2 separate regions of the Homo sapiens genome follow, and region 1 is linked to region 2. A link is a loop called in an ENCODE intact Hi-C map of the cell type or tissue named here. Cell type or tissue: K562. All regions are shown on one strand. Links, peaks and the distances in the headings refer to the core of each region. The heading gives the core; the rest is flanking DNA.

Region 1 (13,468 bases), core at 4,692-7,191, 62 kb after region 2:
AAGGAGGTCATCAGCCCAGGCCCTCAAGGACTTGACTGCAGAGCTGCAGCTGCCCTATACAGCAGCCATTAGTCACATGTGGCTAGTGGACATGTAAAATGTGGCTAGTGCCACCAAGGAACTGACCTTTTGAACTCTGTCGCCCAGGCTGGAGTGCAGTGGCACAATCATTGCAACGTCTGCCTCCCAGGCTCAAGCGATTCTCCTTCCTCAGCCTCTGGAATAGTTGGGATTACAGGCATGCCCCACCATGCTTGGCTAATTTTTTGTATTTTTAGTAGAGATGGGGTTTCGCCATGTTGTCTGGGCTGGTCTCAAACTCCTGAGCTCAGGCAAAGTAATCCCAAAGGATTTCAGGCATGAGCCACCAAGCCCAGCCAAATTTTAAATTTTATTTAATATTTAATTTTATTTGATTTTAACTAATTTAACATTTTAAAAGAATGCTCCCTTCATTTATTGACAAACTATGCGTGTTTGGAAACTTAGATTTGAGAATATACCTTTTTTTTTTTTTTTTTTTTTGAGAAGGACTCTCGCTTTCGCTCTGTTGCCCAGGCTGGAGTGCAATGGCATGATCTCAGCTCACTGCAACCTCCGTCTCCCGGCTTCGAGCAATTCTCCTGCCTCAGCCTCCTGAGTAGCTGGGATTACAGATGCACACCACCATACCCGGCTAATTTTTGTATTTTTAGTAGAGATGGGGTTTCATCATATTGGTCAGGCTAGTCTTGAACTCCTGACCTCATGATCCACCTGCCTTGGCCTCCCAAAGTGCTGGGATTACAGGTGTGAGCCACCGTGCCCGGCTTTTTTTTTTTTTTTTTAAATCATAAAGGCGGCTGGGCATGGTGCCTCATGCCTGTAATCCCAGCCCTTTGGGAGGCCGAGGTGGGCAGATCACTTGACGTCAGGAGTTCGAGACCAGCCTGGCCAGCATGTGAAACCCCCGTCTCTACTAAAAATACAAAAATTAGCCAGGCGTGGTGCACGTGCCTGTAATTCCAGCTACTCAGGAGGCTGAGGCAGGAGAATTGCTGGAACCTGGGAGGTGGAGATTGCAGTGAGCTGAGATCACACCACTGCACTCTAGCCTGGGCGACAGAGTGAGACTCCATCTTAAAAAAAAAAAAATTGTAAAGGCAAGGAGAAGCTAAATATCTTATGAATATTTAGCATCTGAATCAAGATGTGTTGTAAGTATAAAATACACACTGGATTTAGAAGAGGATGTATTAAAAAATGTAAAATATCTCTATAGTCTTTTTAATTTTAGTTTTAATTTTTTTTTTTAGAGGCAGGTTCTCACTCTGTTGCACAGGCTGGAGTGAGTGGCATGATCATAGCTCACTGCAACCCTTGAACTCCTGGACTTAAGAGATCCTCCCACCTCAGCTAGTAGCTGGGACTTTAGGAATGTGTCACCTCACCCAGCTAAATTTTTTTATTTTTTGTAGAGACAAGGTCTTGCTATGTTGGCCAGGCTGGTCTTGAACTCCTGGTTTCAAGAGGTCCTTCCACCTCAGCCTCCCAAAGTGTGGGGATTACAGGCATGAACCACCGTGCTGGGCCTATAGTATTTTTTACATTGATTACATGTTGAGATAGATATATTGGGTTAAATGAATATATTATGAAAATTAATTTCCCTCATTCCTTTGTGCTTTTTAAAATGTAGGTACTAAGGCCAGGCACGATGGCTCACACCTGTAATCCCAGCACTTTGGGAGGCTGAGGCAGGCGGATCGCTTGAGACCAGGAGTTCGAGACCAGCCTGGGCAACATGGGGAAACCTGTCTCTACTGAAAATGCAAAAATTAGCCAAGCATGGAGGTGCGCACCTGTAACCCCAGCTATTTGGGAAGCTGAGGCATGAGAATTGCTTGAACCTGGGAGGCAGAGGCTGCAGTGAGCCAAGATCGTGCCACTGCACTCCAGCCTGGGTGAGAGAACGAGACTCTGACTCAAAAAATAAAATAAAATAAAATGTAGCTACTATACACTTTTAAATTACATATGTGGCTCGCATTGTATTTCTATTTGACAACACTATTGTAGACAGAGTTGAGTTGGGCACATTTGATTAATAACAGAAGACTACATAAAGACTAGTTATTTGGGGAAGGTTGGGAGGTCAATGAAGGACAGATATTCCCCACCTCACCCCAGCCCGGGCCTTGCCCCTTGGTGGAATGTTACCCTGGACAGCCCCATAGCCTTGAGGATGAGTTCAGGGCTTCTTTTTTTTTTTTTTGAGATGGAGTCTCGCTCTGTTGCCCAGACTGGAGTGCAGTGGTGCGATCTTGGCTCACTGCAAGCTCCGCCTCCTGGATTCACACCACTCTCTCACCTCAGCCTCCCGAATAGCTGGGACTACAGGCGCCTGCCACCACGCCCGGCTAATTTTTTTTTTGTATTTTTAGTAGAGACGGGGTTTCACCGTGTTAGCCAGGATGGTCTCAATCTCCTGACGTCATGATCCGCCTGCCTCGGCCTCCCAAAGTGCTGGGATTACAGGTGTGAGCCACTGCACCCGGCCGAGTTCAGGGCTTCTGATGGCAAATGAAAAACCTTGGTCTGGGTCCTCATCCTGGCCACGCCCTTCACTTGCTCTGTGTGTGACCTTGGGCAATTCTCTTTGCTGAACTTGAGCCTTTCATCTGCAAACTGAGACTAATGGTGGTTGAGGGGATGGCCTGAGAAATAATCCAAGTGAGTATTTAGCACAGTGCCTGGCATGCCTAAGCAGTCAAGTATTTGCTGTGTGGTGATTGCTACTACTGTTAGTGCGGGGGCTGTTGCCACGACAGTACTGTTGCATCCAGCAGCTCATATTCAGTTATTCCATGTGCCTCAAGGGGACATTGGCCAGAGGGGAAGAAGTTAAAATAGCTTGAGGGTGGGAGTTGGGATGGGGATTTGGGGCTGCTTTGTATGATACCTCAAGAGATTGCTTGGTTTTCAGGTAGCTCCTTGGATATTCCTTTCTGCAAGTGATCAGGCAAAGATAAATTCCATTTTACAGATGAGGAAGCTGAGGCCTGTGAAGGGAAAGTGACCTGGCTACACAGCCGGAACCTGAATGCAGGACATTCTGCCCCTGTCGTGGTGGTATTGGAGCCAGCTAATGCCACCATTCGAGGTTGCAGGAGCAGCACCTGACCAGAAATCCAGAGCTTGTAAGCAATGGTTATTATTAGTCTTCTATAACTGGAAAGGATCTTGACATTGTTTTTTTTTTTTTTTTTCTTGAGACGGAGTTTCGCTCTTGTTGCCCAGCCTGGAGTGCAATGGCGCAATCTCGGCTCACCGCGACCTCTGCCTCCTGGGTTCAAGCGATTCTCCTGCCTTAGCCTCCCTAGTAGCTGGGATTACAGACATATGCCACCATGCCTGGCTAATTTTATATTTTTAGTAGAGACGGGGTTTCTCCATGTTGGTCAGGCTGGTCTCGAACTCCCCACCTCAGGTGATCCGCCCGCCTCGGCCTCCCAAAGTGCTGGGATTACAGGCATAAGCCACCATGCCCGGCCTTGACATTGTTTAGTACAACGGTCTCATTCTGAAGTCGAAGAAACAGAGATGAGAGAGACAGAGCAAGAGGGAGAAAGAGAGAGAGAACTGCTGATCACATAGCAAGTTGGTGGCCAAGCTGGAGCTGATTCTGTTTGCTTAGATCCAGGCTTCAGCTCAGCCCCAGCAGGATGGATGGCCCTGCTTGTCAGTGCCCTTCTCTCCTGCCCAGTCCCCAGAGAGGGCTTCTGAGAAAGAGGCTTTTGTTTCATCAGCTCCTCCTGGTTTCCTCTCAAGGTAGCTACACACATGTGCACACACACACACACTCACACCCATTGGCCCCAGTTTGCATTTGTTACACACACACACTCTCACATCCCATTGGCCTCAGTTTGCTTTACACACACACACACACACACACACACACACACACACACACCATTGGCCTCAATTTGCATTTGTCCCTATTCCAGGTTTAAAGGACCCTGAAATTTGAAGACTATCCACACATATCTACTTTCTGGATATCCACGGAGAGACCATGGGCTTTTTCATCAAGGAGGCCTGAGTTCAAATCCTTCTTCTATGTCTGATTCTCTCTGTGACCTTGGGCAAGTCACTTGTTCTTTTTTGACCTCAACTTCCTCATTTGAAAAGCAGGAACGGGAATGGTATGTGTACAACCTAGTGGTTTAGCTGGGCTCCAGACCCCAGCCGCAGTGTAGGGGTCTCAGCTCTGCCACTTATTCACTGCCTGGTCTTCAGTGAGTCATTTCATCCTTCTAGGTCTCAGTTTCCCCATCTTTGAATGGTGCTGCTACCTTTTGGACAGTTGTGATAAGGCACCTTGCTGAGCTGTTCACAGGCATCATCTCATTTAGTCCCCCCATTAGCCCTGGGAGCAGACACTTTTACTCCTATTTTCCAAATGAGGAAGTAAAGTGACTTGCCCTGGGCCACATAAGTAGTAAGTGTTAGAACCAGAATTCAAACAGGTCTGAGTTACTCCAGAGCCTAAGCTCATAAACCACTGTGTGTTCTTCCTGTTCACCTGAGTTTCACATTTTACATGAAGTAGGAACACCTCATCCCACCTGGAGACTGACTGTTCTGAGTGTGTGAGTCCAGGGTGCCTGTAGCTTCTCCCTCCAAGTCTCCTGCCCCATTGCATACTAAGCCTGACCTGTGGTTGGAGCTCAAAGAAGATTGAGAAAAGTACTTACATACTTTGAGTGAATTACACCAGAACAGGATGTGAATGCTAAAAAGACCCCGAGGGAGGCCGGGCATGGTGGCTCATGCCTGTAATCCTAGCACTTTGGGAGGCCGAGGTGGGTGGATCACTTGAGGTCAGGAGTTTGAAACCAGCTTGGCCAACATGGTAAAACCTCGTCTCTACTAAAAATACAAAAAATTAGCCGGGCGTTGTGGCGCACGCCTGTAATCCCAGCTACTTGGGAGACTGAGATAGGAGAATCGTTTGAACCTGGGATGCGGAGGTTGCAGTGAGCAGAGATCGCACCATTGCACTCCAGCCTGGGCGACAGAGCGAGACTCTGTCTCAAAAAAAAAAAAAAAAAAGAGAAAAGAAAAGACTCCGAGGGATCACTGATTCCAACCATATTTATTTCACAGATGGGGACACTGAAGCAAGGAAAGGCCAAGTGGACAGCAGGGGGTATAACCATGGCACCTGAGGAGGCATCTGGAGGTTGGGGCCCCTGCTCTCCCTTCTCCCCATACATCTAGTCCACCAGCAAGTTCTGGGGATACCACCTTTTAAATACCTCTTGAGTCTGTCCACCTCTTTCTGTCTCTTCTGCAACCACCCTAGCTTAGGCCCTCATCATATCTCCGCTGGATAATCACAACAACCTCCTAACTGATGTTCCTGCAGCTTCCCCTGCCCCTCTTCCATCCTCTACCCTGTAAGCCAGTGGTTTCTCTTTGCTCTTACAATAAAGAGCGAATCTTCTCCTTGGCCTCCAAGGTCCTTCGCTGCCTGGCCCCTGCTGCCGCTTCAGGTGCATATTTGTTACTTTCTATTTTGCTTTCCGCCTTGTCACAAGGCCTTTTTGTTTAACAGGTTCAGCAACTTCCCTAAGGTGCCTCAGAGAGTCAAATGCCAGCCTCTCAATTTCCAGCACATGCTGGGCTCATGAACTCCTGTTCTGAGGAGCTAACGCTGTTTCCTCCCTCTAGGTGCCTGACTGACAGAAGTTCTTGCCCCCGGGGAGCTGGTGTGGACAGAGGAGGGGTGAGTGTTCTGGAGGCACAGACTTATTCTCCTTCTGCTGAGGTTGGACGAAGAGGTCTTCCAGGCCCTCGGCCTCTCGATTTTTGACATATTTGACTGCTGGGGAAGTGTGAGGCTTTGTCTACGCCACCTGTTTCTGGTGGCGCTGAAAACGGGGGCCATGCTGGGGACCCTCCCTGGTTTTGGCTTGTTTTGGGTTAGGGGCTGAAATGCATATTCATCAAGCTCTGTATTCAAAAACAGGCTTTGCCTCTATTGCTCATCCATGCCACCGTGGCTGGTGAAGGACGGTGCTGGGCCTGGAAGCTGCCCCGTGGCCCTTGCCTGCCTTTGCTTCACCACTCCTAGGTCGTAGACTAGATTCAGGAGAGAGTGCTTTCATCCTGGCCCTGCCCGTTGACTACTACATGACCTTCCTTTCTACTGGCCTCAGGGTCACATCAACATTGGTGGATCAGGGGATGGGGGAAAGTAGGGTCAGACTAAATGACTTGTTTTCAAACTTTCCAGCAGGGAACTCTCCTTTTTCCATTGCACCCCAAAGAATCTCAATGTACAAAACAGCTAAAGGGGTTGCAGTGTGGGTTGGAGTTGGCGTGGGGCTGGCCAATTCCTCAGCCCCCAGACAATGCAACTGACCTTTTCTTGGCTTTATGGAAGACACTTTGGAAACCACTGGCCCGGGGCGTGTCAAAGCTTCTTCCCAACTTGGAGGTGCTGTGATTCTGGCAGGGCGAGGGAGTAGAGAGGGAACTCAGCCAATGGAGTTACATTGATTGGGAAATTTCGAAGTAACATGCAAATGTCACTGTGATGTTATTAGTAAGGCACAATTGCCAGGGCTGTGATGTTGTCATTCTGGAGTCCTCTGGTTTTTAATTTTGGTTCAATGTGAAGTATCTTTGTACCCCTAGGGAAACTTTCCATTTGTGTGTGTGTGTGTGTGTGTGTGTGTGTGTGTGTGTGTGTGTGTGTACACATGTGTGTGCACCTGTAGGGAGCGGGAACTATGGGGAATGAAGTGTGGCTGAGCCAGGCTGGGACAGGTAGAATGAATGGTGGGCAGAGCTGGGAGCATGTTGCTCCTGGGGGTGGTGGGGGTAGGGGGTGGCTTTAGCTCGGTTAAAAGGAGCGATTTGGCTCCTTCCTACAGGGGCCCCATGGAGATCTCTGGGCAGGAAGCATCGGGAACAAGGAATCCTCTGTCCACAGCCACAGCACAGCCGGACAGAGGAGGTGGATTAGGAGTTCCCGGGAGGGAGCCTGCTCAGCCTTTCCCTGACATTTGGGCAAATGTGTGGGGAGATGCGGAGCTCAAGGTATGTGCGCATAGGGAAGGTGGGGCTCCGTTAAGGGGAGGTTGAGATCGGCTCATACATTTATTCCACACGTTCCTCAAGCTTCCTGAAGCCTTTCAAGGAGCCAAGCTCAGAAGCAGACAATTCTGTAGGAGTCAGAGCCAAGAAAGATGAGACTCTAGGTATTAACCACCATCAGTTTACTGAAGGAGACAGGAAATGTGAGAGATAATAGACTTTCACAGGCAGCTGGGTGCAGTCGGAGCTAGTTGGCCGTGTGTCTAGAGCCCCACATTCAAGTTCTTGCTCTACAGTAATGGTCTCATGACTTCCCCTTTCTGAACCCTCATTTCTCCTTCTGTAGAATGCAGATGAACACATCCGCCCTAGCTACTTCTCAGTGCTTTTCTAAGTGTCAATTAGAATAGAGTTTTTCAAATCTCTTTGGGCAACAGAAACCCATATTGTAAGCATTTGTAGCAGAACTTGTCTGGTTCTGGGGCAGTTTACCCAGAATTTTGCCCTCCTCGTGGCTTAGTTTCCTGGGTGCTTTTGGAGATACCTCTGCAAATTCCCAGGGCTCTAGGAAGCAGGGTCTAAAGACCACTGGGTCAGGGTATTCTTGAGAACATGCTTTGAAAACTGCCCACTGCAACCCAGGTGATAGGGGTGGTGCCACATACACAAGAGTAGTTATAATACTGGCTTCTGCTTGGCCCTGCCCATGGACAGCACTGACCTTATCTTAGTTAGGGTCTATACAATTGGGCATGGCTTTTTTCCAGAAACCAGTGACAAAAACTTAACTCAAAGTGGCTTTAAACCAAAAAATGACTTTAGTGGATCCTGGGGCAGTTCATGGGACTGAAGAATGAAGAATCAGGTTGACTCTCTCTCTGCCATCACTGCCTGTCTCTCCCTTTTAAGCTGTCCTGTGTCCCAGCTTAGCAATCCAAACAGAAAAGGGAGACTCTTTTTCTTCTAGAATCTGTATGTCAATCCAAGGGAAGGACTCTGAGTGGTTCAATCACTGTTGCTGGGAGGATAGGAATATTCTGAGTGGCCAGGTGTGGGTCAGGTGCCTACCTATGTAGCTAACGTAGGGGCAGAGCTAGCACCAGACACCGGGGGAGTAGAAGGCTGTTGGCAGACCACGAGAACATGCTAGGATATTAGTGGAGCTCTAGGTTGTAACAGCTCATAGGCCTGCAGGGGGCTGTAACTCCCCTCTTCAGTTATAGTAATGCAAATGCCAACAATAATAACAATAGCTAATGTGCATTGAATTACTCTCCCTGTACCAGGCATGTTCTATTGTTTTATGTGTATTCTTTCATTTAACTGTCATGACAGTCTTTGGGTAGGTCCTATTATTACTATTATTTCCCCATATTATCGATGAGGAAACTGAGGCCCTGTTAAGTTAAGGCCACACTTTGAGTAAGTAAGGGAGCTGGGTTTCAAGCCCAAGGTGTCTGGCTTCAGAGACCATGCTCTGACTATTGCATCTCCAGCCTCTGTTTGGTAGGCCAAGTGGCCATCTTGCCTTTGCTTGTATGCACGGAGCTCACGACTTACAGAGGCAGCCCAGTTCCAGGTTGCACTGCTCTGCCTGTTGGAAAGGGCTTCCCTATGCAGTGCACATGTCTACCTCCATACAAATCCATCCAGCCAGCATATGGCTGTGTGTTAGGTGTTTCAGGAGATGTCAAGACAAATCATCCATAAACCTGCCTGAAAGGTCATCATCACAATAAGTCACATTACTTACATTGTGCCAGGCTCCATGCTGAACTCTTTATGTGCATTATCTCATTTAATTGCAGCAACAGTCCAGGTGCTGTGGCTCACACCTGTAATCCCAGCACTTTGGGAGGCCGAGGCAGGTGGATCAATTGAGGTCGGGAGTTTGAGACTAGTCTGACCAACATGGTGAAACCCCGTCTCTACTAAAAATACAAAAATTAGCCAGGCGTGGTGGAGCATGCCTGTAATCCCAGCCACTCAGGAGGCTGAGACAGGAGAATTGCTTGAACTCGGGAGGTGGAGGTTGCAGTGAGTCGCAATCGTATGACTGCATTCCAGCCTGGGTGACAGAATAAGACTGTCTCAAAAATATAATAATAATAATAGTTGCAACAACAACTCCAGAGAGTAGGTTCTGTTATTGTCCCCATTTTCCAGGGGAAACTGAGGCTCAGAGGGAATAAGTGACTAAGAAACTGCAAAGCTGTTATTTGAGTTCAGGTCTGCCTAGCTCCAGAGCCTGTACTACAACCCAGTGCAGTCAGCTATGTCCCCTAGAGGGGAATACATGTGTGCAGATGTGATTGTGACACAGTCAGCATGCAAATTGCCACTGAGAGGGACAGGAAAAATGCAACTGGAGTTTAGAGGAGAGAGGTCAGGGAAAGGGGGAGAAGGGGACATTTGATCTAAGTTGAGGGGAACTAGGATTTGGACATTCAGTTCAGGGAGGGATCTCCAGGAAGGTTTGGAAGAGAGAAGCAGGGGTAGTGAAGTTTGGGGGAACCAAAGAGCTGAGTTGGGGGTGAGGATGAGGGGTGTTGTGGCCAGCTGTGCTTTCAGGCCCCACAGAAGGTGCCTTCTTCTTCCAGACTGTTCTCTTCTGAGACGTGAAGAGGTTTGATCTTCTCCAGGAGAGCTCAACACAGGTGCCCATTTCCTTCCTTTCCTCCTGATGTGAGGTGGGCAGGCCCTATCTGGAGGGTAGACAAGGCACCTGGGCACCAACAGCTGTCAGTGCTTCATTCCCTTCTTCCTGGTGGTGAATGGCAGGAAAAATGGTCCATTCCCCGGGGATCAGCACTTTCTCCAGACAGCACAGTGCTCCAGGCACCAGAATGGCTGGACTAGCCATTCAGGAGGGTTCTCCATGTCCTCCCTGGACAGCAGGCTGAAGCATATGCCTCTCACCCATGGAGGGGCTCCTTTCTCCTGTGCCCTCCCTTAGCTAATCTCATCCATTTGTCAGAAGTTGGATAATGCCCCCAGAGGCCTGGGCTCTGTCCCTAAAGTGCCTTTGGATTTTTCTCCAAACAACACAGGTGGGAAATTGGGGGAAGAGTATGATGTAGTGCTAGGTGCTCTCTCAGTTTCAAAGGATAGAAGAATAGCAGTTATTTTTCTTGAGCTGGACTCACAGTGAGTCAGGGGTTTTATTACCCCATTTTGCAGATGAGGAACTTGAGGTTCAGAGGAGGAAAATGATGACAAATGCAGTTGTCACATGAAATATGAATGGCTGTGCCATTGTCTGCTGAAGGAGGGACATAAGTGTGGAGACTCAACATGGAAAACTGCCCCTTCCCTCCCCTGCTCTTGCCCACCAATTCCTCCTCCTGTGGCAGTGGCTCTGAAATGCTGACTCTGGCTACCCTAGCTGCTCTCCATCCTCTCTTCTACATGGTAGCAGATCATTCGTCCTGGATTGCTGCCTGCCTGAGAGCTGGAGGGGTGTCTCTGGGGGACTCAGGCCTCAGGAATGTTGCCCACGTAAGGTCCAGACATCCAGTATTTCTTCTGTGACTCTTACAGTCTCTGGAGTCCCTGGATTTCTCCAATCCTTCTTGAAGGAATTCCAGCATTTCTGTAAGGGGAAAAGAGGCAGAGGACAGAAGAATTCTTTCATAATTCTTCTGTCCTTAGGATCCTTCAACCCCATGGCCCTTATCACCTGGCTCACACTAGAACTAGAATCAAAGTCCTTCATATTCTTTTCTACAAAGGGCTTTTCAATTTATCATCTCATCTGATTTTCCTTGTAATCCTGAGAGATAAGGCAGGAAGGGTATAATTATCCCCATTTTGTGGGTGGGTTAACTGAGGCTCAGAGAAGGTAAGTAACTTCTCCAAGGTTACACAGACAGAGCAGGGCTAGAAGATAGAAGCCAGTGTCCAGGAATCCTGACCTTACTTCTCAGTGCCCAGTGCTGACAGCTACTGGGACAGCCTCTGGCTGGCCTCTTAGTCCCTCTCTACATCCAGGACTCCCTCTCTGGTTCAGCCCAGTGTGGGGGAGGAGTCATGTCCCCAGTTCAGACCTTCCAGGCTTCCTAAGGCCTCCAGAGTAAAGCCTCACTCACCACTTCTGTATTTGAGAGTTCCCCAAATCCAGTCCCAATCCACTGCTCTTGCCAATCTCAGCTAACATAACAGGCTAGTCTTTTCCTTCTGACAAAGTAGACAAGATTAGCCATTTGTTAGGGGGGCATCCCTCTGTGGGATGTTGGATGAATGGGTTTCAGCCTGCTTGCTGCTGAGGGAATAGACAGGGAAACTGAGGCAAGGGTCAGCACAATCGCTGCATTCAGGACAGCTTAGAGAGGCAAGGCTAAGAAAAGGCTTGGACTGGACTAATACGATGGGCCTTTCCCCAGGAAAATCTACTGCTTTGTTTCATTAAATAAAACACAGATGGTGCGTGCCTATAATCCCAGCTACTTGGGAGGCTGAGGCAGGAGAATTGCTTGAACTGGGACCTGGGAGGTGGAGGTTGCAGTGAGCCAAGATCGAGCCACTGCACTCCAGCCTGGACTACAAGAACAAGACTCCATCTCAAAAAAAAAAAAAGAAACACAGAGTGTACTGAGTGCCTATCTTTTGCTCTACTTCTATCCCAGAGAATATCTTCCAAGGGGCACCTTAAGCTTTGTCAGAAAAGTAGCACCTGGGCCAAACCAGAACCAGAGACCCAGGTTCCTAAGGAGCATTGGAGTTTACAGCTCAGCACTTGCCAGAACAACTGGGATTCTGGAATTAGTGATGATGATTGCACAACTCCGTATGTAAATATACTCAAGAGGAGTGAATTGTATGCTGTAAAGTGGTACATTTTATGGCGTATGAATTATATCTCAATTTTTTTAAAAAAGAATACCTGGGATTATATTAGAGCATGCCCTGCACATGTAGGTGCTTAATAGATGCTTAATAGATATTTGTTGAATGAATGCATTAATGAATGTAAATTTATTTATTTATTTTACTTAAAAATTTTGTTTTGATATAAGAACATCTTATAAAGCACATTTGTTTGATCCTCACAGCAGCTGTAAGGAGGACTTAGGGCAAGAATAATGATCCCCATTTAACAGATAAAGAAACAGAGGCCTGGAAAGATGAAATGACTTACCTAGGGCAATTGAATTAGAGTTTTAGAGAGTTGAAATAAGTTTTTATGCTATCTTCTCCAGCCCTTGATTCATTAAGCAAACCTTAACCAAGCACTTCTTCTATAACTGAGCTATCCCTGAGATGCTGAGATACTGATATCAATGTGACAAGACCTCTCTCATTCCCCAGTAGTTGAGAGGGAGACTGGGATGAAGAACCAAGCACTGACATGACTAATCACACATGACTATGGTGTGATTAGTACTGAAGGGAGGTGGGCTCAGGGGCTGCAATGCCCAAAGGGGCTCTGGCCAGCCCTGGGGAGAGCAGGGTGACTGCCCTGGAGGCTGACAGCTGACTGGACCAGGAAGGATCAGAAAGATGGCCAAAAGAAAGGGCAAGGTGTGGCTGGGTGTGGTGGCTCACGCCTGTAATCCCAGCACTTTGGGAGGCTGAGGTGGGCAGATCGCTGGAGGTCAGTAGTTTGAGAACAGCCTGGCCAACATGTGAAACCCCATCTCCACTAAAAATACAAAAATTAGCCAGGTATGGTGGTGCACGCCTGTAATCCCAGCTACTCAGGAGGCTGAAGCAGGAGAATCGCTTGAACCTGGTAGGGTTGCAGAGAGTCGAGATTGAGCCACTGCACCCCAGCCTGGGTGACAGAGCAAGACTCCATCTCGAAAGAAAGCAAGAAAGCAGGAAGGAAGGGAAGGGAAGCGGAGGGGAGAGGAGGGGAGGGGAGGGGAGAGGAGGGGAAGGGAGGGGAAGGGAAGGAAAGGGACAAGGTGGGCAGGGTAGGGTATCTTCATGTCAGTCCAGGGTGCCCTTGAATCCTGTGATGAGATTAGGGCTGGCTTTGATTCAGAAGAACAGGAGGAGTCACTGATGAATTTTAAGCAGGCGAGGAACAATGCTAGATTGCCCACTGCCCTCCATCCAGGGCAAGCCCATTTCAGCCCTTTCTTCAATACCACTCTCCCTGCCCGCCCTCCTCCTCTGTACCCTCTGCGCTGGTCACACGGTGAGCCTGATAGAGGTGAACTTGAGCCCAGGGGTCCTCTCTCCCAGACCAAGCTAGTCCTTGCTTCATCACTCCAAGTAGCCCTCCTCAGTCTGAGTCCACCCCTGACATTGCTGTTCTGGCCTTCAGCTGATCACAGCTAGAAACTGTCGGTAACATTAGCACTAAGCGCTAATAACCATTAAAACAGATGACCATTTACCAAGCCCCTACTCTAAGCCAGGCGTGGTTATAAGT
Region 2 (16,260 bases), core at 10,983-13,482:
TGGCCTTAGGAGTTCTTTGAACCATCCTTGAAATTAAAAACATATGTTTAACTGTGGTAAAATACGAATAGCATAACATGTATCATCTTCATCATTTTTAAGTGTATAGTTGAGTGGCATGAAGTATTCTCATTGTTATGTAACTATCACCACCATCCATCTCCAGAACTCTTTTCATCTTGGAAAAATGAAACTCTGTACCCATTAAACAATGACTCCCCATTACTCCTTCCCCCCTAGTCCCTGGCAACTACCTCTCTCCTTTCTGTCTCTATGAATTTGAGTACCCTAGGTACCTAAAGTAGTGGAATCATACAATATTTGTCTTTCTGGGGCTGGTTCATTTACTTAGCATGCTGTCCTCAAGGTTCACCTATGTTGTAGCATGTGTCAGAATTTCGTTCCTTTTTAAGGCTAAACAATATTCCATTTTATGTGTATATACCATATTTTGTTTACCCATTCATCTACCGATGGCCACTTGGGTTGCTTCTACTTTTTGGCTATTGTGAATAATGTTGTTATGAACATTGGTGCAAATGCATCTTTGAGACCACTGCTTTCAGTTCTTTTGGTTATATATCCAAAAGTGGGATTGCTAGATCCTATGGTAATTCCATTTTTAATTTTTTGAGGAACTGCCATATTTTTCATAGTGGCATTATCATTCTTGCAATTTTAAGTGTGAAGTTATCTTAAAATAAAAATTAGAACTGAAAAAAGGAAGAAAGTGAAGGAAGCTAATATGGATATGCATAAATATTGGCTTTAGTTGACTTTATAATTAGATAAAAATTGATTTTTAAGTTTGTTGAGGCCGGGTGTGGTGGCTCACACCTGTAATCCCAGCACTTTGAGAGGCTGAGGCGAGCAGACTGCTTGAGTTCGAAGTTCAAGACCAGCCTGGGCAACATGATGAAACCCTGTCTCTACAAAGAAATACAAAAATTAGCCAGATGTGGTGGTGTGCACCTGTAGTCCCAGCTACTCAAGAGGCTGAGGAGGGAGGATCACTTGAGCCTGGGAGGTGGAGGTTACAGTGAGCTGAGATTGCAGTGAGCCTGGGTGACAGAGCCAGACCCAGTCTCAAATAAAAAAAAAATCATTGATAAGCTCCGTGATATTCAGGATAAAAAGAGAAACATATTATTTATTAGAAATTAGACAATTGGGCCAGGTGCTTTGGCTCACGCCTGTAATCCCAGCACTTTGGGAGGCCAAGGTGGGTGGATCACGAGGTCAGGAGATCGAGACCATCCTGGCTAACACGGTGAAACCCTGTCTCTACTAAAAATACAAAAAATTAGCCGGGTGTGGTGGCGGGTGCCTGTAGTCCCAGGTACTCTGGAGGCTGAGGCAGGAGAATGGCACGAACCCGGGAGGCGGAGCTTGCAGTGAGCAGAGATCGCGCCACTGCACTCCAGCCTGGGTGACAGAGCGAGACTCCATCTCAAAAAACAATAACAACAACAAAAAGAAATTAGACAATTGAGACCAAGAAGAAAATGGAGGAAGTCACTATGGATTTGTATAAGCTCTAGCCATAATTACAAAACCTGGCTTTCACACACCTATTAGAATAGCCAAAATCCAGAACACTGACACCACCAAATGCTGGCAAAGATGTGGACCAAGAACCATCATTCATTGCTGGTGGGAGTACAAAATGGTACAGTTGCTTTGGAAGACAGTTCAGTGGTTTCTTATAAAATTAAACATTCTCCTACCACACAAGGAGTTGAAAGCATATCCATATGAAAACCCGTACATAAATGTTTATGGCAACTTTATTTGTAGTTGCTAAGACTTGGAAGCAACCAAGATGTCTTTCAGTAGGTGAATGGATAAATAAACTGTGGTATGTCCAGACAATGGGATATTATTCAGCACTAAAAAGAAATGAGCTATCAACTCTTGAAAAGACATGGAGCAACCTTAAATGCATATTACTAAGTGAAATAAGCCAATCTGAAAAGGCTACAAACTGGATGTATGTCCAGTTATATGACACTATGGAAAGGCAAAAACTATGGAGTTGTCTTCAAAATTAGTCGTTGCCAAGGGCTGAGGAGAGGGAAGGATGAATGGATATAGCACAGATGATTTTTACAGAAGTGAAACTACACCCTGTAATACTACTACTAATGGTAAACCCATGTCATCATACATTTGTCCAAATCCATAGAATGTAAACTTCCCAGAGTGAACCCTGGTGTAAACTCTGACCCTGGGTGATAACAATGTGTCAGTATTGGTTCCTCAATTGTAACAAATGTACCACTCTGGTCGCGGACATTGATAATCAGGGGGCTGTGCATGTGTCGGGAACAGGGAGTATATGAGAAATCCCTGTACTTTCCACTCAGTTTTGCTATGAACCTAAAACTGCGATAGAAAATAGAGCCTGTTAAAAAAACAAAACAAAACAACTGGCTTTGAGCTCTCTGATGGCTCAACATGGTGAAACCCTGTCTCTACTAAAATACAAAAATTAGCCGGGCATGATGGCAGGTGCCTGTAATCCCAGCTATTCAGGAGGCTGAGACAGGAGAATCGCTTGAACCTGGGAGGTGGAGGTTGCAGTGGGCCGAGATCGTGCCATTGCACTCCAGCCTAGGTGACAGACAGAGGGAGACTCTGTCTCAAAAAACAAACAAACAAAAAACAGTTCTCACCAGCATTCACACATTGCTCCATTATCCACATCCTCATCAGCTTCGATGATCATCAGCTCATGGGGTTTGCCCCCTCTGCGAGAAGCATCCTGGAGCCCATTGGCTGCTACCTGCTCCCCTCCCTCCAAACAGCGCTTGTCTTCTGTCCATCTCAGTCCCCTCACCTTCAGGCTCCTGGGCATCTCCATGAAACAGGGAGGCCTAGGAGAGCTGGCATCACTGAATCTAAAACCTAGAAGAATCCAACCAGCACACATGCCCTAGGGAGAGGAGATGGTCTAGGTTTAGAGAGACAGCACCAAACAAGATGGAACAAAGTCCCTGGCCTCTAGGAGCTTATGTTCTGTATTGATGATGAGCACAGGAAGTGCACAAGAAAAATCAGGGTAGGTAGGGGGTGGAGGCTACTACTTTGTGAAGGGTCATTAGAGAACACTTTATGAAGAATATGACATTGGTGAGTACACCAGTGAGGGAGTGAACCCTGCAGATATCAAGGCCAAGAATGTTCCGGGCAGAGGAATGTTCCATGCTTGGCATGGCTAGGTGACAGCAAGGAGGCCAGTATGTCCAGAATGGAGTCAAAGGAGAAAAAAGTTGCAAGAAGGGGGGTGGAGGCCAGATCATGACCATGTGAAGGGAGCTTTTGGAAGGTTCTTAGCAGAGATCTAGGATCTAGAATCTGGCTAGACTGGGGAAGCACCAGCATGGAAGGCGTCGGGGAGGAAGGCACTGCAGTGATCCAAGTAGGAGATTATGGAGGCTTGGATCAGAGTGGTTGTGGTGGTGTTGAGATGGGACCAATCCTGGCCATATTTTGACGGCAGAACTGAGAGGGCTTGCTGTTGGACTCAATGTGAGGAATGGGAGAGAATCAAGAATTACTCCAGAAATGTTTTTTGAGCAAGTGGAAGCTGCTTCCTGAGATAAGGAAGGCTGTGAGGGAAGCACAGTTGGGGGTGGATCTCAGGAGTGTGGTTTTAAACAGTTTACAGCAAAAGGATTTAAAGATGAAGTGACCTAATATACATTAAAAACTTAGGACAGGACAGGCACGGTGGCTCATGCCTGTAATCCCAGCACTTTGGGAGGCCGAGGCAGGTGGATCATGAGGTCAGGAGTTCGAGACCAGTCTGGCCAACATGGTGAAACCCTGTCTCTACTACAAATACAAAAATTAGCTGGGCTTGGTGGCGGGCACCTTTAATCCCAGTTACTCAGGAGGCTGAGGCAGGAGAGTCACTTGAACCCGGGAGGTGGAGGTTGCAGTGAGCTGAGATCACACCATTGCACTCCAGACTGGACAACAGAGAATAGAGTGAGACTCTGTCAAAACAAACAAACAAACAAACAAACAAAACCTTAGGGACAGTATTTGGTACTTCATAGCACACATGCATGTAAGGTTGACATTTATCTCCATTTTAAAAATAAGATTGAAGTTTCAAGGGTTAAGCAACTTATGTACTGTATCTCTTTGAGACCCTGCTTTCAGTCCTTTTGGATATGCAGTTGAACCTTGAACAACATGAGTTTGAACTGTGTGGCCCCACTTATATGTGGCTTTTTTTTCAGTCAAATGCAGTGGTGGGATGCCAAACTGCAGACAGGGAGAGCCAACTTTTCATATATACAGGTTCTGTAGCAGGACTTGAGTATGTACGGATTTGGGTATACCCAGGGATTCTGGAGCCAATCCCCCAGTATATCAAGGTATGACTTGAAAGTGGCATTGCTGGATCATACGGTAGTTCTATTTTTAATTTTTTGAGGAACTGTCCTACTGTTTTCCATTGCAGTTGCACCATTTTACAATTCCACTAACAGTGCATAGGGGTCCCAGTTTATTCACATCCTTGCCAACACTTGTTTTTATTTTTGTTTTCTTTTTTTCTTTGTTTTTTTTTTTTTTTTTTTTTTTTTGAGACAGGGTCTTGTTCTGTTGCCCAGGCTGGAGTACAGTGGCATGATCTCAGCTCACTGAAACCTCTGCCTCCTGGGTTCAAGCAATTCTTGTGCCTCAGCCTCCCTAGTAGCTGAGATTACAGGCGCCCACCACCACACCTGGCTAATTTTTGTATTTTTAGTAGAGATGGGGTTTCACCATGTTGGCCAGGCTGGTCTTGAACTCCTCACCTCAAATGATTCGCCTGCCTCAGCCTCCCAAAGTGTTGGGATTACAGGTCTGAGCCACTGTGCCCGGCCTGATTTTTGTTTTCTAGAAAGTCTCACTCTATTGCCCAGGATGAAGTAGAGTTTTGACCTCCTCGGTTCAAGTGATCCTCCCACCAAAGCCTCCAGAATAGCTGGGAATACAGGCCATTTCTTTATTTCTATCAGAATTGGACTCATGGCTTCCTGTTTTATTCAGTGTGCTATCATTTGCATTATATGAGTCATTCTACATTTTGATGCTCAAATTGTGACAGATTTGGCCAATGGAAGCCACTTCAAGCTGGCTTCTGTGTCCTTTTGATATGTCCCCGTCATTCTTGGAGCACTGTCTTGATTCCTGCCATAACAGGATATTTCAAGATGATCTTGTACTTTCTTTGCTGCAGCCCTGGAATTAGCCATTTCTCCAAGGCCCATGGTTCCTTTTAGTAAAGAACCATGTTTAGAAGCTTCTGGCCCTGGCTTTACCCCCGATGAAACTCATGGCTTTGAAAGGCCCAGCATCTGATCTGAAGAGGCAGAACAAACCATTCATTTTACTGAGGAGACTGAGGCCTAGATGTGGTCCATTGGCCAAGTCCGCAGCCAGTGACAGAGCTTAGACACGAGCTGAGGCCCCTGACCTCCTGTCCAGTGTTCTCTGCATGGCAATACATATTGCTAGCTAAGCGGTCTGCTCCCAGCAGGGCCTGGCCCTCTCTGGACCTCACTTCCCTCTTGCGGCCACTGAGGGTTATCTTTGCCCTGGGGGTCCAGGACTGCCTGAGAGTTGACCTTAGCTCCTGGCTCTTGATGCGCCTTACCTTCCTGGAGACTTTTATGGGTGAATCCACCTTAAATTACAGAAGAGGTCCTGCTTCAGCTTTTATCTCCAGCTTACAAACCAATCCCATCCTGAAATGACTTGTCGAAGTGCATGGACCTGGGGGGACACGTGGTTTGTTCCCTCCACGCCAGGGATTCAAGGAATATGTGCCTCCCTGAAGCCCATCTTGGTCAGCTAAGACCTGTCTCATAGAGGAGCATCAACAGGAAAGATTGGGTCCAGGCCTGATACCGGGTTGGGAAGGCAATTGGAAAGGCCTCGTCTACCTGCCCTAAGGCTCCCAACCCACCCAGGTTACACCATCAGCATCTGGGGAAACAGAGACACTACCGTCCCACATCCGGAGGCCAGTGTCTCATTAGCCTCACGTCAAAGTTGAGAATAAGAACCCTCTATAGTCATATTCTCTATATGCCATTAGAGAATGTTTGCTGTGCCTGATTTGGGGATAGGTTATGCTGCATCTGACCGATGCCCTCTGGTTTGGTCAGCCACGATAGCAACTTCCAGCCTGGAAATGCTTGATTATTCAATCAGTGCCCTTACTAGTGATGTCACACCAAGCAGCAGTCTGAAAGGCTTTCGTCTGTTGTATTCAACAGACATTTCCAAGCACCTGCTGTGTGTCAGGCATTACGTTGCACCGTTGTTGCAGAAATTATTTAAACCTTAGCTCAATCCAAGTAGGCTTTCAGGTAACAATTACGATGCAAGTGGGCTCCATCCATATACAAGAGGAACAAGGAGGGGCAGCAAAAGAAAGGCCGTATCGGCCGGGGGTGGTGGCTCACGCCTGTAATCCCAGCACTTTGGGAGGCTGAGGCGGGCGGATCACTTGAGGTCAGTTTGAGACTAGCCTGGCCAACATGGTGAAACCCCGTCTCTACTAAAAATACAAAAAATTAGCTGGGCGTGGTGGCGCATGCTTGTAATCCCAGCTACTTGGGAGGCAGAGGTTGCAGTGAGCAAAGATGGCACCACCACACTCCAGCCTGAGTGACATAGTGAGACGCCATCTCAAAAAAAAGGCCGTATCTTCTGACGTTCAGTTCTGGCACTCGGGAGTGTCAGGTTCTTACAGGCAAGACTTTGTGGAGATACTGAATTTAAGTTGGGCTCTGAAGAATGATTTTGCCAAGTGAAACTGTGGAAAGGGCATTACAGGCAGAAGGAATGGCTTGAGCAAACCACAGAACCTGTAAAGTGCAAGGTTATCCTGAACAGCAGAGCACCTGGGTGGCAGTGGCTAACACCCAGGCAATGGAGGGAGGAGTCAAAGATGAGAAATTCCAGATACCTCAGAGCCCAAGCATGAAGGAGCATGAACCTGTGCTTCTGTAGCGTATACTAACTCTATTCTACAAGCAACGAGGGCTTAATACAGGCTTTTAAAATAACCTTTATTTTTTAAAAGTTAGTATGTGCATTATAGGAAATTGAAAAACACAAGCAAAGAACAAAGTCATTCACAATCACAAGCAGTTTATAGTTTGACATATTCTTCTAGATCCTGTGTGTAGGCACAACATCCAATTTTATGGGACTGAGACTGTACAGTATGTATCATGATTTTTCACACATCATGAATATTTACCAATTCAAAATCCCAAAGCTATATGAGTATTCTGATAACCAAGAATACACTACACCAACTCAAACTGCTAAAAAAAAAAAAAAAGATGTAATCCTGCCTTTCTTGGGACAGAAATTTCATATAAGACAAAAATGGCAACACGCCTCTAGATAAAAGCATTGGCAGAGTTCTGATTTAAATGCTGCATTCCCTTAATGCTCAATTTAAAATGAAACACACAGCAACAGAATACAGTATGTTTTTAAGAGAATTCATTAGCAGATCTATACCATTAAAATATTAGCAAAGTGTATTTCCATTGAATTAATGTGTTCTTATAGTACAGCCAAGAGATGCATACATCAATGGCTATCAAAATGTAAATATGGACATATATGGACACATCTGCATACATCTCTACCTGTATAATTCCTTCTGCCCCTCTGCTGCCAACCTAATGAACAAGTCCTGACATACACTGCTCAGAGGTGGCTTAACAATTCCATGTCCAAGATGTATCCTATCAATTATAACAAAGGTATTTACAAATAGGCTAATTCACTAGCTCTAGTTTTTATCATAAGTTGTCACCCCATTCGTAAAGCTTAGATGTTGCAAAATAATAACTTTGTCCACAATGAACACAGGCACTTTACTAAAAACGCTCTTGTAGACCTGTGGTTATCATCTAAAACCATCGTCTAGATATGGAGATACTAGCAAAGAGCCCTTCCCTTCACCCTTCCTCTTCTCCCTCTTCCACCATCCCCGTGACTAAGTACAGGATGTCTAGCTCCAAGGGGTGGACTAATAAAGGTCACTCCCAGAGGACAGGCCTTCCTAAAAACTAACAAAAGGACATTCACAAAGGGACTGATTTACTACATCTATTTTTAACATACTTTGAGCATTAAGACTTATCCTTTAATACACAATATTAACTAAAATGCACATATAGAACAATGGTTAGACCATCTGAACTAATCTCAGGAGCACAGAACCCCTCTCCCTGCATACCTCCTCTGCCCACCCCCCCTTCCCCCACCCCAAACACCCAATGAATAGTCTGCATTCGCTCCTAAGCATCAAGTTTTAACAATTCCATTCCCAAATGCAACCACTCCTAGGAAGTACTGAAAACAAATGCTTAGAGGGGTGTTACTTAAGCCCTCTACTGTTAACCTACATTGTGCACTTTTTTTTTTGAAACGGAGCCTCGCTCTGTCGCCAGGCTGGAGTGCAGTGGTGCGATCTTGGCTCACTGCAACTTCCGCCTCCCAAGTTCAAGCGATTCTCCTGCCTCAGCCTCTCGAGTAACTGGGGCTACAGGTGGGCACCACCACGACCAGCTAATTTTTGTATTTTTAGTAAAGATGGGGTTTCACCATGTTGGCCAAGATGGTCCTGATCTCTTGACCTCGTGATCCGCCTGCCTCGGCCTCCCAAAGTGCTGGGATTACAGGCATGCGCCACTGCGACAGGCCGTTGTACACTTTTAAACACCTAGAAAGACTAGATGTTTCAAACTGGACTTAAGTTTTCCATTATATACACAGTAGCATTGAATAAATGGTATACATACATAACACAGACTGTAATTTGAGTGTCTTCTAAATAGGAACATTCTGGCCTAGAACCCTTCCCTTTCCCACCTCTACCAACCCCGTGGACAGCTATAAGCCATCTGTAATGCTTAGGGGGGGTTTTAACAATTTCACTTGTTTTTAAGAAGTCTTCCCTATGAATTTTAACACAAAGTGTACTCAATGTAGTAGTTTACTAATTCTACTTTTGTCATATACTGGCAACCTTTTTAACATCGACTAGACGTAAATTAGGACTCCTATGTCCGCTTATATACACTATATACACAGCACAGTAAATGAAAATGCAGACATAAGGGACAATGGTCAATGTGCCTCCTCATAAACACACTGGACACTGGTAGAAAGCCCTTTGCACTTTGTGCTCCTCCTTCCCCCTGAACCAGCACAAATATCAAAATGGGTACTGCTCAGAGAATTGATCAATTTCCAAGACAATATTTCATATCAAAAGGATAGCTACAAAATGTGTTATTTACTACCTCTACTTTTAACATACTTTGTGCACTTCTAAACATCTAGAAAGACTAGATGTTTCAAATAAGGACTTAAGTTTGTCCGCTATATACACAGTAGGGTTGAATAAACTACACACATGTAACAATGGTTATATCTGATAGTGTCTTCTAAATACGAACATTCTGGTCTAGAACCCTTCATTCCTTCCAACTCCTCTCCACCACCAACCTGATGGATATAGGCACGTGTCACTTAGAGCTGATGTTATCTCACTTCCAAAAGTCCTTTTCAGAAGACAGCCTTTCTACAAATTTTAACAAAGTGTACAAAATGTGTTAGTTTACTAACTCTACTTCTGTCATACATTGGCAACCTCTTTAATATCTAGAGACTAGATATTATAAAATCGGGACTAATTTGTCCGTTATATATACAATATATACAGTATAGCAAAGTTAAATGAAATGCATGTAACATATACACAATGGATTAAGCTGAAATTTTCTAATAAACAATGGCAAAACACCATTTGCAATTTCTTCCCTCCCACCTCCCAGGTGGTTCAACAATTCCACTTCCAAACAGCATTTCCCATCAGTTTTTAAAAGCTATTTACAAAGTGTTATTCTACTACCACTTTTAAATACATCAAGCACTTCCAAATATCTAGAAAGACTAGATATTTCATATAACTTGTCCACCACATACACAGCACTGTTAAATAAAATTGCACACACATAACAATGGTTATCATCTGAGGTATCTTCTAAATGTGGCCATTTTGGCCTTGAATCATTCCCTCCTCCCTTCCTTCTCTGCCTTCAATCCAGTGGACAAGTACAGGCACGTGTAATGCTTAGAGATGGTCAAACAAATTCCTATGCAAAAGTCTTTACAGAAGACAAGTTTTCCTACGAATTTCAACACAAAGTGTACAAAATATGCTAATTTTACTCCTTTGTCATACACTGGCAACCTCTTTAACATCTAGAGACTAGATGTTGAAAAATTAGGACTATTTGTCCATTATATATACTATATACAGAGCAAAACAAAATGCACAAAACATATAGAAAAATGGTGTCTGAAAATGTCCAAGTATGAACACACTAGTAATATTACCTTTTGCAATTTCTTCCCTCCTACCTCCTCTAAACTATTGAACAAGTATAGACATTACTATACTGTTCACAAAGGTGGCTTCACAATTCAATTTCCAAAAGCATTTCCTATGAATTTTAGCAAAAAGATATTTACAAAGTGGTATTTTACTACCTATACATTTAACATACATCGGGCACTTCTAAACATCTAGATAGACTAGATGTTTCAAGTAAGGAGTTAATTTGTCTACTATGTATACAGCAGTCTTGAATAAACTGCAAACATGTAACAACAGTTATAATTTGAAAGAGTCTTCCAAATGTGAACATTCTGGCCTAGAACCCTTCCCATCTCCATCAACCCAGAAGACATCAAATTTTCAGAAGACAATCTTTCCTAGGACTTGTAAAACAAAATGTACAAAATATATTAGTTTACTAACTCTACTTTTGTCATACACTGGCAACCTCTTTAACATCCAGAAAGACTAGATGTTGTCAATTAGGACTCGTCTGTCCTTTATGTACACTATATACACAGATAAGTAAAACAAAATGCACAGACATAATGATTCATCTTGCCTCGCTGTAAACAGGATGGCATAGAGCTCTCTGCACCTCCCCCTCCTCTCTCCTCCCCTGAACCACTGCACAAACACAATGAGTATTACTCAACAGGTGATTTGGCCATTCCCCCCCAAAAATATTTCCTATGAATTGTAACAAAAAGGTATTTACAAAATGTGATTTTGCTACCTCTAATTTTAACATATCAGGCACTTCAGAACATCTAAAAAGAAGAGACATTTCAAAAAAGCTTAGCATTGTCAACTATATACACAGTAGTGAGGAATAAAATGCACACAAAACAATGGATAGAATATGAAAATGTCTTCTAAATATGACCAGTCTAGCATAGAACCTTCTTCTCTTCCTTCTCAGGTCTTCCAGCTCCATGTCATCTAACCCACTTAACAAACGTGGACGTATCGCTTCCAGAGGCCGTCTTAACAACTCCATTTCCAAAAGTCATCTCCAGAAGACATGTATTTTCTATGATTTCTTTTAAACAAATGAGAATTTACAAGATGTGTAACTTTCTAACTCTATTTTATCATACGTCGGCAACCTCTTTCCATCTAGAAGGGCTAGATGTGACAAATGTTTTCTATTAAAAGGTTGGGGTGGAGTTGAGAGCAGCTTTTTCATATTATATACACAGGCCTTCCATAAACGGCCAGTAAATCTTCCCAGAGGGTGGTGGGCATTTCCAACGGGCCAAACGTGGCCTGTCATTCTACCATTTCTCTCTTCCGACAGCAAAGTCTGGTAGAATGAAGACCAACCGCCCGATGGCCGCTAACCGTTCCACCCGTCGTCGTTCGGGACTTCGCTCACCTTCCAGGCCCCTTAAGGCCTTTGTCCGTTGTCGTCAGGACTAGGTAGGTCTCGCCCAATGGCGACAGAGTGGTCACCCGGGAACCGGATCTGCGCGGCTCCGTGGCCTAAAGAGGCGGCCGAGCCTGCTTGCGTCCCTAGGCCGCCTTCCCGGGCCGTCCACGCCTTAATGGCCTCCGCCGCGCGGCGTTCGAGCTGCCGCCATACTTCCCGGCCCACCACGCCCAGCGCCGCCCAAAGGCGCTGCGTCCCGGCGGCTCTGCGGGGGTTTCGTCGAGGCTTGGGTCGGGAGACCCGGGTGCCGGCGGGGTCCGGGCTGGGAGACGCCACGGCCGCCATTAGTCACCGAGGTGGGGTGGGAAAGAGAGGTTCGCTGCGGCTTCAAGGTCTGGGCACAGCCAGTGGGCGGGCACAGCCAGTGGGCAGCCACAGCAGAGGCCTCCGTTATCTGCAGGGCAGAGGGCTCGGCCTGTCCCGGGGCCCCCCAGTTCACCCGCCGGCCCGGGGCCGGAGGGCCTGGAGGGCCCTGGAGGAGCGGGCTGCGTTCTGCGTCTCTCCGCGATCTCTGCCGGACCGGAACTGACTTGGCAGTTCTCTGCGCTGGCAAGAGAGGAGCGGTACCGGAAGTGCCCTTGCGCTGGGGGCCCGCGAGCCGTGGTTCCGGGTCTGCAATGTTCCGGCGTGGGGGTGGGGAATGGGGAATGGGGTGTGGTCACGTGGGGTTAGGGCCCCCTCCACCCCGCTTGCTCTTCGCAACGGAAATTGCTACTGGCCTCAGAATTCCCTGAGCAAACGTTGCTTCTCTATCTCCTTACTCCTCCGGTGCTGGATAAGAAGACTCCAATATTTCATTTATTGACTCATTTACCACCTGTTTACCGAGCACCTATGTGCCTCTAAGCACGGGGGAGTGCAGCAGTAAAGAAAAAAACACAGGAAAATTTCTGCTCTCCTAAAATTTACATTCTAGTAAGGGAAACAACAATAAACAAGATCCTTAAAATGCATAAAAGGGTAGATAGCGAAAGTGCTTTGGAAACATAAAAAGGAAAGAGGAATATGAAGTGCAGGTGCGGAATGCTTTATAGTACGGCCAGGTGACTCTGGAGCAGAGACCCGAAGGAGGCGAGGGGATGAGCCATGCTTGGAGATGTCTGTAGGGGAACAGCTTATGCACAGGCCACAAAGCCGAAGCATGTGGGCCAGGCCTGTTCCAGGAACAGCAAAGAGGCTGGGGAAGAGAGGAGAGAAATGGGACCATGGGAGGGAGTTGAACTGCAGTGCGGGAGAGCTGAAGTGGAGGCAGGGGCAGAAGCAGGGAGACCTGATAACTGACTGTTGCAATCAAGCAGGTGAGCTATGATAGGGACTTATGCCAGGGCGACGACAGCAAAGGGGGCAAAAAGTGGTTGAATTCAGGGGTTGACATAAGCTCAAGTCTATAAGATTTGCTGACGGACCAGATGTGAAGTGGGAGAGCGAGAACTGAAAGATGACTCCACACTTTTTGGCCTGAGCAAATGAAAAGGCAGCCGCCTTAAGTGAGATGGAAGAAACCATGGGAGGAGCAAGCTTTGGGGAGAACACCAGGAGCTGAGTTTTAGGCATGTTAAGTTTGAGATGTCTGTTTGACATTCAAGTGGAAATGTCAAGCAGACAGATGGATTTATGAGTCTGGCATTCAGGGAAAGGTTTGAACTGGAGATGAATCTTTGGGAGTCGTCAGCATATAGATGTCTTTAAAACCTTGAGGCTGCATGAGAGAACCAAGAGAGGGACAAGGTCTGAGGTCTGATCCCTGGGTAACGTTTACAGGTCAGGGAATGAGAAGGAACCAGCAAAGGAGACTGAGAAGCGACCAGGGTGGTAGGAGAACAACCAGGAGAGTGTGGTGTCCTGGAAGTAAATGAGGAAAGTGTTTCAAGGGGAATTTATCAACAGTGTCAAATGCTGCTGATGTGTCAATTAAGATAAGGTTGGAAATGACACTTCCAGCTTTTAGAATTAATGCTGTGATGAACTTCCTCGTGAATTTTCACATTTTGTGTAGACTTCTGAATTCCTTTGGGTTTTTTTGTTTTTTGTTTTAGATGGAGTCTTGCGCTGTCACCTAGTCTAGAGTGCAGTGGCGCGATCTTGGCTCACTACAACCTCCACCTCCCAGGTTGAAGTGATTCTCCTACCTCAGCCTCACGAGTAGCTGGGATTATAGGCGCCCGCCACCGCGCCCAGCTAATTTTTGTATTTTTGAGTAGAGACGGGGGTTTCACCATGTTGGCCAGGCTGGTCTCGAACTTCTGACCTCGTGATCCACCTGCCTTGGCCTCCCAAAGTGCTGGGATTACAGGCGTGAGCCACCGCCCCCAGCCTCTGAGTTCCTTTGTTTGTATTTGTATTTTTATTTTTTTTTTTTGAGGCAGAGTCTTGCTCTGTTGCCCAGGCTGTAGTGAAATGGTGCGATCTTGACTCACTGCAACCTCCACCTCCTGGGTTCAAGTGATTCTCCTGCCTCAGCCTCCCAAGTAGCTGGGATTACAGGCACTCGCCACCAGGCCAGGCTAATTTTTTGTATTTTTAGTAGAGACGGGGTTTTACCCTGTTGGTCAGGCTGGTCTCGAACTTGTGACCTCAGGTGATCCACCCACCTTCGCCTCCCAAAGTGCTGGGATTACAGGTGTGAGCCACCGCACCTGGCCTGCATTTTTATTATTTTTAAAATTATTTATTTATTTATTTATGTTTGAGACAGGGTCTCGCTCTGTCATCCAGGCTGGAGTGCAGTGGTGCCATCTCGGCCCACTGCAACCTCCAACTCCTGAGTTCAAATGATTCTCCTGCTTCAGCCTCCCAAGTAGCTGGGACTACAAACGTGTGCCACCATGCCCAGCTAATTTTTGTATTTTTAGTATAGATGAGATTTCACTGTGTTGGCCAGGCTGGTTTCAAACTCCTGACCTCAGGTGATCCACCTGCCTCGGCTTCCCAAAGTGCTGGGAGTACAAGCATGAGCTACCACCACTGGCCCTGAGTTCCTTTGGATACAATTCTGGAAATGTAAAGAAAGATCAAAGGATTAAGACTCTTGATGCAGACTCAGACATGATTCCCAGGAGGAAAATCCTGCAGTCAGAAAGGCCTTGCTGGTGGAAGGTGGACAGGAGAGGTGGCGAGAAGTCCAGGGGCTCTAGTCCACAATGAGATGACAAGGCCCTGAGCCAGGAGAGTTGCACAGAAGTAGAAAACCGGTGAAGTGAGTGTTTCTAGCATTTCAAGAGAAGAAGCCAGTGGGCTGAATACCTGAGAGAAGAGGGAGGAGGGGAAGGAAGAGCCATGGATTATACAAGTTTCAAACACTAGCGCTAATGGGTAGTTTGGTAGTTGATACATTAGCCAAGACAAGGAGTAGGAGAGGCTCCTGGTCCCCTTTCTGAGCTTCCCACCGCCTAAGCAGCCAAACATGTGGGTATTCCTGGAACCTAAAGATGAGGATGATGAAAAACATGTATACATCCTGCTTTCTTTTTCTTTTTCTTTTATTATTTTTTTTCCGAGACGCAGTCTTGCTGTGTCTGGGCTGGAGTGAAGTGGTGTGATCTCGGCTCCCTGCAACCCTCGCCTCCCAGGTTCAAGCGATTCTCCTGACTCAGCCTCCTGAGTAACTGGGATTACAGGCACGTGCCACCACATCCCTTTAATTTTTGTATTCTTAGTAGGGATGGGATTTCACCATGTTGGCCAGGCTGGTCTGGAACTCTTGACCTCATGATCCGCCCACCTCGGCCTCCCAAAGTGCTGAGATTACAGGCATGAGCCACTGTGCTCAGCATACATTCTGCTTTCTACCTGATAGCTCTACTTGAATGTTCCAACAGTATCTGAAACTCCTCTTGTGCAAAACAAAACTCTTGGTATCTCCCCAGAGCCTGCTCTTCCCTATCAGTAAATGGCAGTATCATCCACCTGTTTCCCAAGTAATATGGTTTGGCTGTGTCTCCATCCAAATCTCATCTTGAATTGTACTCCTATAATTCCCACACGTTATGGGAGGGACCCAGTGGGAGATAATTTGAGTCATGGGGTGGTTCCCTCATACTGTTCTCATGGTAGTGAATAAGTCTCATGAGATCTGATGGTTTTATCAGGGGTTTCCGCTTTTGCATCTTTCTCATTTTCTCTTGCTGCTGCTGTGTAAGAAGTGCCTTTCACCTCCTGCCATGATTCTGAGACCTCCCCAGCCATGTGGAAATGTAAGTCCGATTAAACCTCTTTTTCTTCCCAGACTCGGGTATGTCTTTATCAGCAGCGTGAAAATGGACTAATACACCAAGTAATTCTCGATCTCCCTTGATTCCCCATTCTCTCACTTCCCACACGGCAACCATCCCCAGTCCTATCTGCCTCCTAAATATATTTCAAATACAGCCAATTCCCTGTGCTGTCCATTATA

Evidence for each region. Peaks named below come from ENCODE experiments on the same cell type or tissue, not always from the same donor. Only the 100,000 strongest peaks of a DNase experiment are listed, where the experiment ranks them.
Region 1: it touches region 2 in a loop (2.8-fold over the local background); 2 of 110 quality-filtered maps call a loop at or near these places.

Annotation. Positions count from the first base shown.
Region 1 is chr20:36,106,708-36,120,175 of GRCh38, forward strand. It overlaps a transcript of EPB41L1 not described here. Among named protein-coding and RNA genes, the nearest start is that of EPB41L1, 41 kb to the right of the region's middle. RefSeq lists an enhancer at 6,070-6,569. In K562, for the core only: no CTCF peak of the experiment used is centred there; no DNase peak of the experiment used is centred there.
Region 2 is chr20:36,038,567-36,054,826 of GRCh38, forward strand. NORAD (non-coding RNA activated by DNA damage) reads right to left here and starts at 12,394. Exons shown (of 1, transcript NR_027451.1): 1 at 7,052-12,394. RefSeq lists enhancers at 11,391-12,590, 12,071-12,642, 15,637-15,816 and a silencer at 12,130-12,339. In K562, for the core only: no CTCF peak of the experiment used is centred there; DNase peaks (open chromatin) are centred at 12,097, 12,505 and 13,315; H3K4me3 peaks cover 2,170 bases.